Regions from separate parts of the Homo sapiens genome. Here regions 1 and 2 are each linked to region 3. The links are chromatin contacts, found by Hi-C or POLR2A ChIA-PET in ENCODE. All regions are on one chromosome and are shown on one strand. The core of a region is the stretch at or near the end of the contact, and the rest is flanking DNA. Distances in the headings are between cores, read along the strand shown. Region 1 holds the start of LRFN3 (leucine rich repeat and fibronectin type III domain containing 3). Region 2 holds the start of NFKBID (NFKB inhibitor delta). Region 3 holds the start of USF2 (upstream transcription factor 2, c-fos interacting).

Region 1 (2,700 bases), core at 1-2,500, 670 kb before region 3:
GGTACCGTAACCCGCAGCCACAATGCTCCTCCCAGCCCGTCCCCACCTTGAGGTTTCAGCAGCCTTACCTGAGCTAGAAGCAGCCCCAGGGAGCAGAGTCCTAGCTCCAGGGGAGTCAGAGGTCAGGGCTCTGGAGGGAGCATCTGGTCATGCTTTTCCTGTCCCCAAGGCTTCTGTAGAGGGACTGTGTCCTGACTCGGCTCAAATCTGTGGCAACGGAGTCTCCAGACCTTAATACTCGGGGTTCCAGACCCCTAAATATTGGGCCTCTAGGGTCCAGTTTTACGGGTCCAGTTTGGGTTGTTCAGGGTCAGGGTCTCCCAGGTCCAGTCTTGGGATGCTAAGCAGCCAAACGGTGGGGTTTAGAGTCTGAGATCCGATCCCGGGGTTCTGCATTCAGATATTGGGGTGCTGAGTCAAGATTGGGAGGTCTCAAGCCCCAGATTTAAGCACTCAGGTCTGCAGCAAGGACTTCAGGCCCAAACTCGGGTTCAGGCCCCTTGGAATCCCACAGTCCAGATCTTGGAATTTGAGGCCTGAATCCCAGGGTTCAGGTCCCCAAGAGTGGGTTCCAGGGTACAGTACTGGAAATCCAGTCCCAGATTTCAAGGTCCCAGGCCCAGAATTCAGAGTTCAGCTCCAGGCTTGAGGTTTTAGATGTCAAATCTTGGGGTTCTGCTCCAAATATTGGGGTCTGTGTTCCAAATTGTGGGGTTCCGGCTCCAAATATTGAGGTCCCAGTGACCGATGTTGAGATTCCAGCCCCATATACTGGGGTTCAGGCTCCAGATCTTGGGGTTCCACGGCCGGATCTCGGGGTGCTGGTCCCAGATCAGGGTTCCAGGCTCGGGTTTCCGGAATTCCCGATTCAATCTGGGGGTGCAGGCCCCCGAGGTGGAGGTTAGGGCGCGGGGTCCGGGGCGGCGGCGTCCCGGCTGGCTTCCTGGGCTGCGGCGGAGGCTGACTGGGAGGGAGGGGACCGGCTGCGGTGGGGAGGGGGGCGACCGGGCAGCCCCAGGGCCGGGTGGGGCGAGGCCTGGGAGCGGAGGGACGGTCAGACAGACTGGGACACGCGGGATGGGGGCACCGCAGCGCAGGCGGGGGCGCAGGGGGGAGGGGCCGCGCTCAGAGACCCCTCCCCCGCCGGGGCCGAGGCGGGGGCCGGGCGGGGGCCGGGCTGGGCGGGCCGGGTCCAGGCGCTCCCGCGGCCTCCTCGCCGGCAACCCAGGGCAGCGCGCGCACCGGCGCTTAAAGGCGCAGGCTCCGCGCGCACCCGCGCTTAAAGGCGTAGGCACCCGCCCCTTCTCTCAAAGACGCGCCCCGGCCCCACCTCCCATGGAGTCGCACTGGCGCTGCTGGGAAAGAGAATCCCTGGATACAGAGAGACTGAGACAGAGAGACAGAGAAGAACGGAGATACAGAAAGGCAGACAAAAAGATGGGCAGGCTTAGATTGATGGATAGAGAGGAGAAAATGGAAAGAGGCAGAGAGACAGATTGAAACACACACATATTCGAGACATGGAAATGCACAGAGACAGCGAGACACAGAGAGTGATGGAGAGACAAGAGATAAGGACAAGTCAGAGAAAGACAGAAACAGAGATAGAGACGTGCGTGCGCGCGCACACACAGACACACACATACACACTCACACGCTCTAAGACGCAGCACCTGGGCTGTGAGAATGGTATGTGTGTATGTGCATTCAGTAACTATTCCTAGCCTTGAGTGTAGCGCTTCATTCCAGAGCCACTGGCCCCCCAAACCTGTCTCTTTCTGCCCCCCTTATCTCAGCACCACCTCCCTGGAATGTCCTTTCCACGGTTGGAGTTTCCTTACCTGGCCATGCCCAGCAATAGGCTTGATCTTTCAGGCCAGAGGGGCTCCTTCCCAAGGCTCCTTTCTCTGCCTGCAAGAGGGAAAACTTGTGCCATCTGGGATTAGGGAAAGACCTCAAGACACACTGACAGCCGGGGGCGGTGGCTCACGCCTGTAATCCCGGCTCGTTGGGAGGCCAAGGCGGGCGGATCTTTTGAGATCAGGCGTTGGAGACCAGCCTGGCCAACATGGAGAAACCCCGTCTCTACTAAAAATACAAAAATTAGCCGGGTGTGGTGGCGGACGCCCGTAATCCCAGCTACTCGGGAGGCTGAGGCAAGAGAATTGCTTGAACCCGGGAGGTGGAGATTGTAGTGATCTGAGATCCAGCCATTGCACTCCAGCCTGGGTGACAGAGTGAGACTCTGTCTTTAAAAGAAAGAAAGAAAGAAAGAAAAGCAGAGAGGGATGCCTTGCCTTGCAGGAGCCAGGCCAGGTGTCCTTGCAGTGCAGCCCACCAGGATCACCCGGGGGCACCATAGATCTCCAGGTCCCAACCTCAGAGTTTCTGGTTCAGTGGGTCTGAGGTGGGACCCAAACATTTGCATTTTTAACGAGTACCCAGGTGATGCTAATGTGACTTTTCAAAGACCATACTTTTTTTTTTGAGACAGGGTCTTGCTTTGTCACCCAGTACATTGGTGCAATCATAATTGACTGCAACCTCAAATTCCTGGGCTCAAGCAATCCTCCCACCTCAGGCTCCAGAGTAACTGAGACTACAGGCATGCATCGCCATATCCAGCTAATTTTTAAAATTTCTTGTAGAGACAGGGTCTCAATATGCTGCCCAGGCTGGTCTTGAACTCTTGGCCTCAGG
Region 2 (2,700 bases), core at 125-2,624, 630 kb before region 3:
TGGAGAAAGAGGGAGGGGACCCCTGAGAGCATGGCATCTTGAAAGCAGGGGAGAGGCCACCGCAGTGGCTCATGCCTGTAATCCCAGCACTTTGGGAGGCCAAGGTGGGGGGATCACCTGAGATCAGGAGTTCAAGCCAATATGGTGAAACCCCGTCTCTACAAAAATACAAAAATTACCCGGGCATGGTGTCAGGCTCCTGTAATCCCAGCTACTTGGGAGACTGAGGCAAGTGGAGGTTGCAGTGAGCCGAGATCTCACCACTTTGCCACTGCACTCCAGCCTGGGCGACAGAATGAGACCCTCTCTCTAACAATAAAAATGTAATAATAAAATAAAATAGAAAAGCAAGCAAGCAGGGGAGAAATAGGGCCAACATGGTCAGTGCTGTGAAAGGTCACCAAGTGAAACTGAGAGTGGCCTCCCACTGGAATGCCAGCTCCAGGGCTGGGAATTCCTGCCTGCTTAGTTCACAATACACAGCAAAATGCCTCCTCTGCTGCAATAAATTATTTTAAATGATGAATGAGTAAATGAAACCAGACCTCTAAAAAGGGTGATGTAGGGGAGAGGGAGAAATTGAGCCACACCCTATACCCTTACCCACAGACCCTTCCTCTGGGAGTCTAGACCCCCAGTCCTGCCTCCCTCTGGACCCAGTAATATTCTCCCTGCCCCCACCCCATCTCCATCCCCACTCCTACCCCTACCCCCATGGGCAGGACCCAGGAGACAAAGCCTCCAGCACCCCCTTAGACACAGACCCAGAAATCCAGGCCCCAGCCAGGCACCATGGCTCAAGCCTGTAATCCCAGCACTTTGGGAGGCCAAGGCAGGCGGGTCACCTGAGGCCAGGAGTTCGAGACCAGCCTGGCCAACACGGTGAAACCCCATCTCTCCTAAAAATACAAAAATTAGCCAGGCATGGTGTCCAGCACCTGTAGTGTCAGCTACTCGGGAGGCTGAGGCAGGAGAATCGCTTTAATTCAGGAGGCGGAGTTTGCAGAGATCGCACCATTGCACTCCAGCCTGGGCGACAGAGACTCCTTCTCAAAAACAACAACAAAAAAAAAAAAAAAAAAAAAAGAAAAGAAAAAAAAGAAAAAGAAAAGAAAAGAAATCCAGGCCCCCCGGTTTCTCCCTCCTCTTGGAGCCCGGTGCCCTAGGCTCCTTCAGAGCAAAGATCTGGACCCCAGCTCCCTCCTTCCCGGGGGGACTGAGTAGTCCGCCTCCCAAGTCCGCCGCGCCCATTCAGGGACTGCGTTCGCCGGAGCGCGACCCGGGGACTCCCAGGCCTGTGGGCGGGCCCTGCCCAGGACTGGGCGGTGCCATAACCCCTAGTTTAAAAACTCGCGGGTACCGGACCCAAGATCGGGGACCCGGCGGCGGCTCCGCGGGGGAAACAGCGAGGCTGGCGCAGCGCCGAGGCCGCGGCCCTGGGGGCCCGCAATCCACGCCACGGAATCCCCGAGGTAATGGGCGCGGGCAGGACGCGTTCGGCCCCCTAAGAGAGTGAGGGACTGAGGATCGAAAGACTCCCGAGGCCCTGAGGGACGGAGCTGAAGCGTCAGTCCTTTATCCCGAGAGTGAGGGCCCTAGGTGTTTGGAGGAGGAGGGGATCGTGGATCGTGACAGAGGGGCGGCTGGGATCCCAGACTTCTGGGTCCTGGGGGTGCAGGGGCCTGGGGATCCAGGATCGCAGGGCCCCGAGGGTGCAAGGGCTGGGAGGCTTGGGAGGCTGGATCTCTGGGTCCTTGGAGGTGCTAGGGGTTGCTGGCAACCGAGACTCCTACCCCTAGAAGCAGGGACTAGGCTGAGTGCGGGGGGGGGGGGGGGGGGCGTGGTTGCTTAAAATCGGCGTGGGTCTCGGTGGGGAAGGGTCCGGAGCCTGGCCTCAGGGTCTACGCTGGCGGTGACCCTGCCTCTGCCCCGCCCTGGGATTTCCGGATGGCCACCCGTGCGGGGCTGAGCAGGAATTCCCCTTGCGCGGGGATTCCACGAGCGCCACGATCGGCCGCGCGCCCCGCCTCGGAGCAGGACACCTGGGGCACAGGACTTGGGGGGAAGGGGAGGATGGAAGATTCCCTTGCGTGAGCGCCGTGGCGTCAGCGCGCCGCGTCGGGGCTGTTTCCGAGCCACCTCCTCCCGCCCCCGCCCCGCGCAATCCCCACTTAACCCTTCCTCCGCCGGAACCCAGGCTCGGAAGGGTGAGGGTTCTGTCTTTCTGAGTCGTGGGAAGGAGTTTGGGAACTGGGGCTCCCAGGTCCTAGAGAGGAAGGAACTGAGGGTCCAGATTCCTGGGGCCTGAAAAAGAGACTGTATGGATGGGCCTTTTTTTTTTTTTTTTTTTTTTTTTAATGGAGTCTCTCTCTGTCGCCCAGGCTGGAGTGCAGTAGCGCGATCTCCGCTTACTGCAACCTCAACCTCCGCCTCCCGGGTTCAAGTGTTTCCCCTGCCTCACCTGGGATATACAGCCGCCTGCCACCACGCCCGGCTAATTTTTATATTTTTAGTAGAGACGGGGTTTCACCATGTTGGCCACCTGACCTCAGGTGATCCGCCCCCCTTGGCCTCTCAAAGTGTTGGGATTACAGGCGTGAGCCACCGCTCCCGGCCCGGGGTGAGGCCTTTGACTTCTCGAGGAGGGGCGCTGGGGACTCCTGATTTCCGGGTCAGGTTCTAGGGAAAAAAATGTTGGGA
Region 3 (2,700 bases), core at 151-2,650:
ATTCTCTGCAATTAACAGGAGTGGGGACTCCTTCTGCGTGTAGCATTCTGTCCTGTGTTTCAAACAGCCCTGGAACATGGCGGGAGGTCAGCGATCACTTGCTGAGCAAATCCGTTTCGCACTCTAAGAAACTTTCCTCTTAAGACACATCATTCCCATTTTGCGGGAAAAAAAAATTCCAAGAGCACTGTCCCCAGGTTTCACGGTGCACAACAGGGATCTGGCCCCATGCAGCCTGAGGCCTGAAGGCAGCATCCGCTGGGCGACACCTGCCCCACCCCCGGGGCTCCCCAAGAGCAGAGCCAGTGTCCCCTCTCCACTCCCTCCCCCCCCCACCCAGGGGTGGCAGGGCACCTACCAGCGGGAAGGGCGCTGCAGGACCTGGGGGCACAGAGGCAGCGGCGGGGCCCGGGCGCTGGGCTGCCCCGTCCACACCCACCTGGGTCACAGCCTGCTGCCCCCCCGCGAAGGCAGCGGTGGACACGACGCTGACGGCGCCAGCTGTGTCGCCCTGGCCGTCCAGCTGACCATCAGTCACCTGGACTACGCGGTATGTCACCTGCAGGGGGCGGCAGAGCGGCGAGGCCGGCGCTGGGGCCAGGTCCGAGCCTTCCCGGCGCGCCCGCCCGCCCGCCCGTTCGCCCTCGCGGCCCGCCGCTCACCTGTCCTCCATTTGTCTCTGTGCGGAACTGGTACTGGATGTTGTGGTCGCCGAACGCCGCCTGCTGGACGCTGGTGATGGCCACCGCTGTCTGCTCCTCCGCTCCTGGGCCGTCCCCGCCTGGGGCCGAGGAGGGTCGGGGCACGGTCAGGGCCGCGCCGAGCGCCCCCAGCCCTCCCCGGGCGCGGCCGGCCCGGCAAGCACTCACCTTCCTGCAGCTCGACGCCCTCCTCCGCCTCGGGTCCCTTGTCGTGGCTGCCAGGGGCACAGGAGGGAGCAGGGTCAGCGCGGCCCGCGCCCGCGCCCCCGCCCCCGCGCCCAGCTGCAGGGCCCCAGTCCCACCCGGCCGCGCCTGAGGCCGGGGGCGCCGCCGAGGCCGGGGGCCGGGGGCGGGAGGCGCCAGGTCCCCCCCGCGCCGGCGGCCTCCATTTTGAGCCGGGCCCGCGGCCGCTCGGGATCATGGCGGCCCCGGCCTGCAGGCCGCGGGGCCGGGGCCGGGGCCGGGGCGCGGGGGCACGGCCGGGCCGGGGATCTTACCTGGCGGCGGCAGCAGCGGTGGCCGAGGCAGCGGGATCCAGACCCGGGTCCAGCATGTCCATGGGGGGGGCGGGGGCGGGGGGGGCGCGGGGCCCGGGGGGGAGGGGAGGGGAGGGGAGGGAGGGAGGGGAGGGGGCGGGCGGCCGGGGGGGCCCCGAGCCCGGCGCTCACGCCGCGCGGCAGGAGGGGACGGAGGAGATACGGGAGCCGCTCGCGCTGATCACGGGGACAAACAGTGGGGTCATGTGAGGAGGAGATGCCGCCGCCGCCGCCGCAGCCGCCGCCGCTCCTGCAGCCGCTGCAGCCGCCGCCGCCTCCGCCTCCGCCCGCCCGCCGGCTCCGGGCGGCCCGAGGCTCCGGGACGCCGCGCGGCCGCCCCCAGCCCACCCAGCTGCCCGCCCGCTGCACGCGGCCCTCAGGCCTCCTTCCCTGAGCAGCCGCCGCCGCCGCGACTTTTTTTTTTGAACACGGCCCGCCCTGGCTGGCCGCCGCCAGTGCCCTGGATCGCCGGCTCGCGCGGCCGCCGCCCGGCTTGGCCCAGTCCGGCGGCGGATCGCTGCTGCAGCCGCCGCCGCTTTCTATTTTTCCCCCTTTTTTTTTTCCTCCTTTACTTGAGCTGCGCGCGCGCGGCGGCGGCGGCGGCGGCGGCGCGAGCCCCGGGGCGGACGCGCGCTGGGGGGAGGCGGCCCGGGGCGCGCGCGCTGGTCTGTCTCCGGGGGCGGGCGGGCGCGCGCGAGCCCGGGGCTCCGCGGGGCGCGAGGTCGCCGCGCGCCGCCCTGGTGAAACGCGGGTCTGGATGGAACGTCGGGGTACCCGGTGCAGGGGCTGGGGTCGTCGGGGGCCAGGTGGGCTGCCCGAGTTTGGAGACAGTAAAGTAGGTCGGTGGGGGGCTGGGGGGGATGGGCTGGAAGGGGAGAGGAGCGCGCGCGCGTCCCGGACGGCCAGCCTGCGGTGCGCGAAGGCGGAGGGCCGGGGCGCATGCGCACGCCTGGGCGGGGCCGGGGCGCGCACGCAGGCGGGCGGCGGCTGCGCGGGGCACGTTCTCCGGCCGGCGGCGCGGGCGCGGGCCGGGCCAGGCTGGGTCTCTTCCTCCCGGCCCCGGACTCCGGTGCCCCCGGGACGCGGCGCTTTACAGACGCATACGGGAGCAGCCCCGGTCCCCCGCCCCGCGCGGCCGAACAAATGGTTCTCTCCAGAGCTTGTGATTATACGTTTTATTAGACTCGGGAGGGGTATGGCAGGGCTTCATCAGTGTTCCTTCAAATTAAAAAAAAAAATACAAAAGCTACGTAGAAAACGTCAGATCAGACGACTAAACTTTCCCGACTCAGGGCCAAGTTCTGCAAGGGAGAAAGAAAGAAGGGTATGAGCCGCGGGGACCGGCTGGGGGCCCAGGGACGGTCTGGACGCCAGGGAGGGCGGCCCTCACCTTCTTGAGCCTGCGCTCTCGGGACGCCTGCGAGTCGGTCTCCGAGTACGGGGGCGGCGCGGGCGGGTAGTAG

The links. Hi-C counts contacts between places; a loop is a spot of excess contacts on that map. ChIA-PET counts read pairs that join two places held with the same protein, here RNA polymerase II (POLR2A). Pooled maps may share reads with other maps.
Region 1: a loop to region 3 is called in a map of gastrocnemius medialis, with 5 times the contacts of the local background. The contact joins the promoter of LRFN3 here to the promoter of USF2 in region 3. A Hi-C loop is called at or near these places in 1 of 168 maps with a recorded cell type or tissue (gastrocnemius medialis), 1 of 37 single-sample maps with no recorded cell type and 7 of 50 pooled maps.
Region 2: a loop to region 3 is called in a pooled map, with 12 times the contacts of the local background. The contact joins the promoter of NFKBID here to the promoter of USF2 in region 3. A Hi-C loop is called at or near these places in 1 of 37 single-sample maps with no recorded cell type and 10 of 50 pooled maps. POLR2A ChIA-PET finds 5 or more read pairs at or near these places in 3 of 52 experiments (B cell, H1 and activated T-cell).

What each region holds. Positions count from the first base shown.
Region 1 is chr19:35,934,924-35,937,623 of GRCh38, reverse strand. LRFN3 (leucine rich repeat and fibronectin type III domain containing 3) reads right to left here and starts at 1,250. Exons shown (of 3, transcript NM_024509.2): 1 at 69-1,250.
Region 2 is chr19:35,899,214-35,901,913 of GRCh38, reverse strand. NFKBID (NFKB inhibitor delta) reads left to right here and starts at 1,374. Exons shown (of 12, transcript NM_139239.5): 1 at 1,374-1,472. The coding sequence starts at 1,412. RefSeq lists a silencer at 1,341-1,490 and enhancers at 1,390-1,945, 1,851-2,100, 1,946-2,502, 2,515-2,700.
Region 3 is chr19:35,267,662-35,270,361 of GRCh38, reverse strand. It overlaps USF2 (upstream transcription factor 2, c-fos interacting), which reads right to left and starts at 1,400. Exons shown (of 10, transcript NM_003367.4): 1 at 1,199-1,400; 2 at 870-916; 3 at 663-781; 4 at 359-559. The coding sequence starts at 1,260. LSR (lipolysis stimulated lipoprotein receptor) reads right to left here. Exons shown (of 10, transcript NM_205834.4): 9 at 2,628-2,700; 10 at 2,398-2,538. The coding sequence ends at 2,503. RefSeq lists an enhancer at 1-44 and silencers at 332-651, 792-981, 2,140-2,289, 2,390-2,459, 2,540-2,619.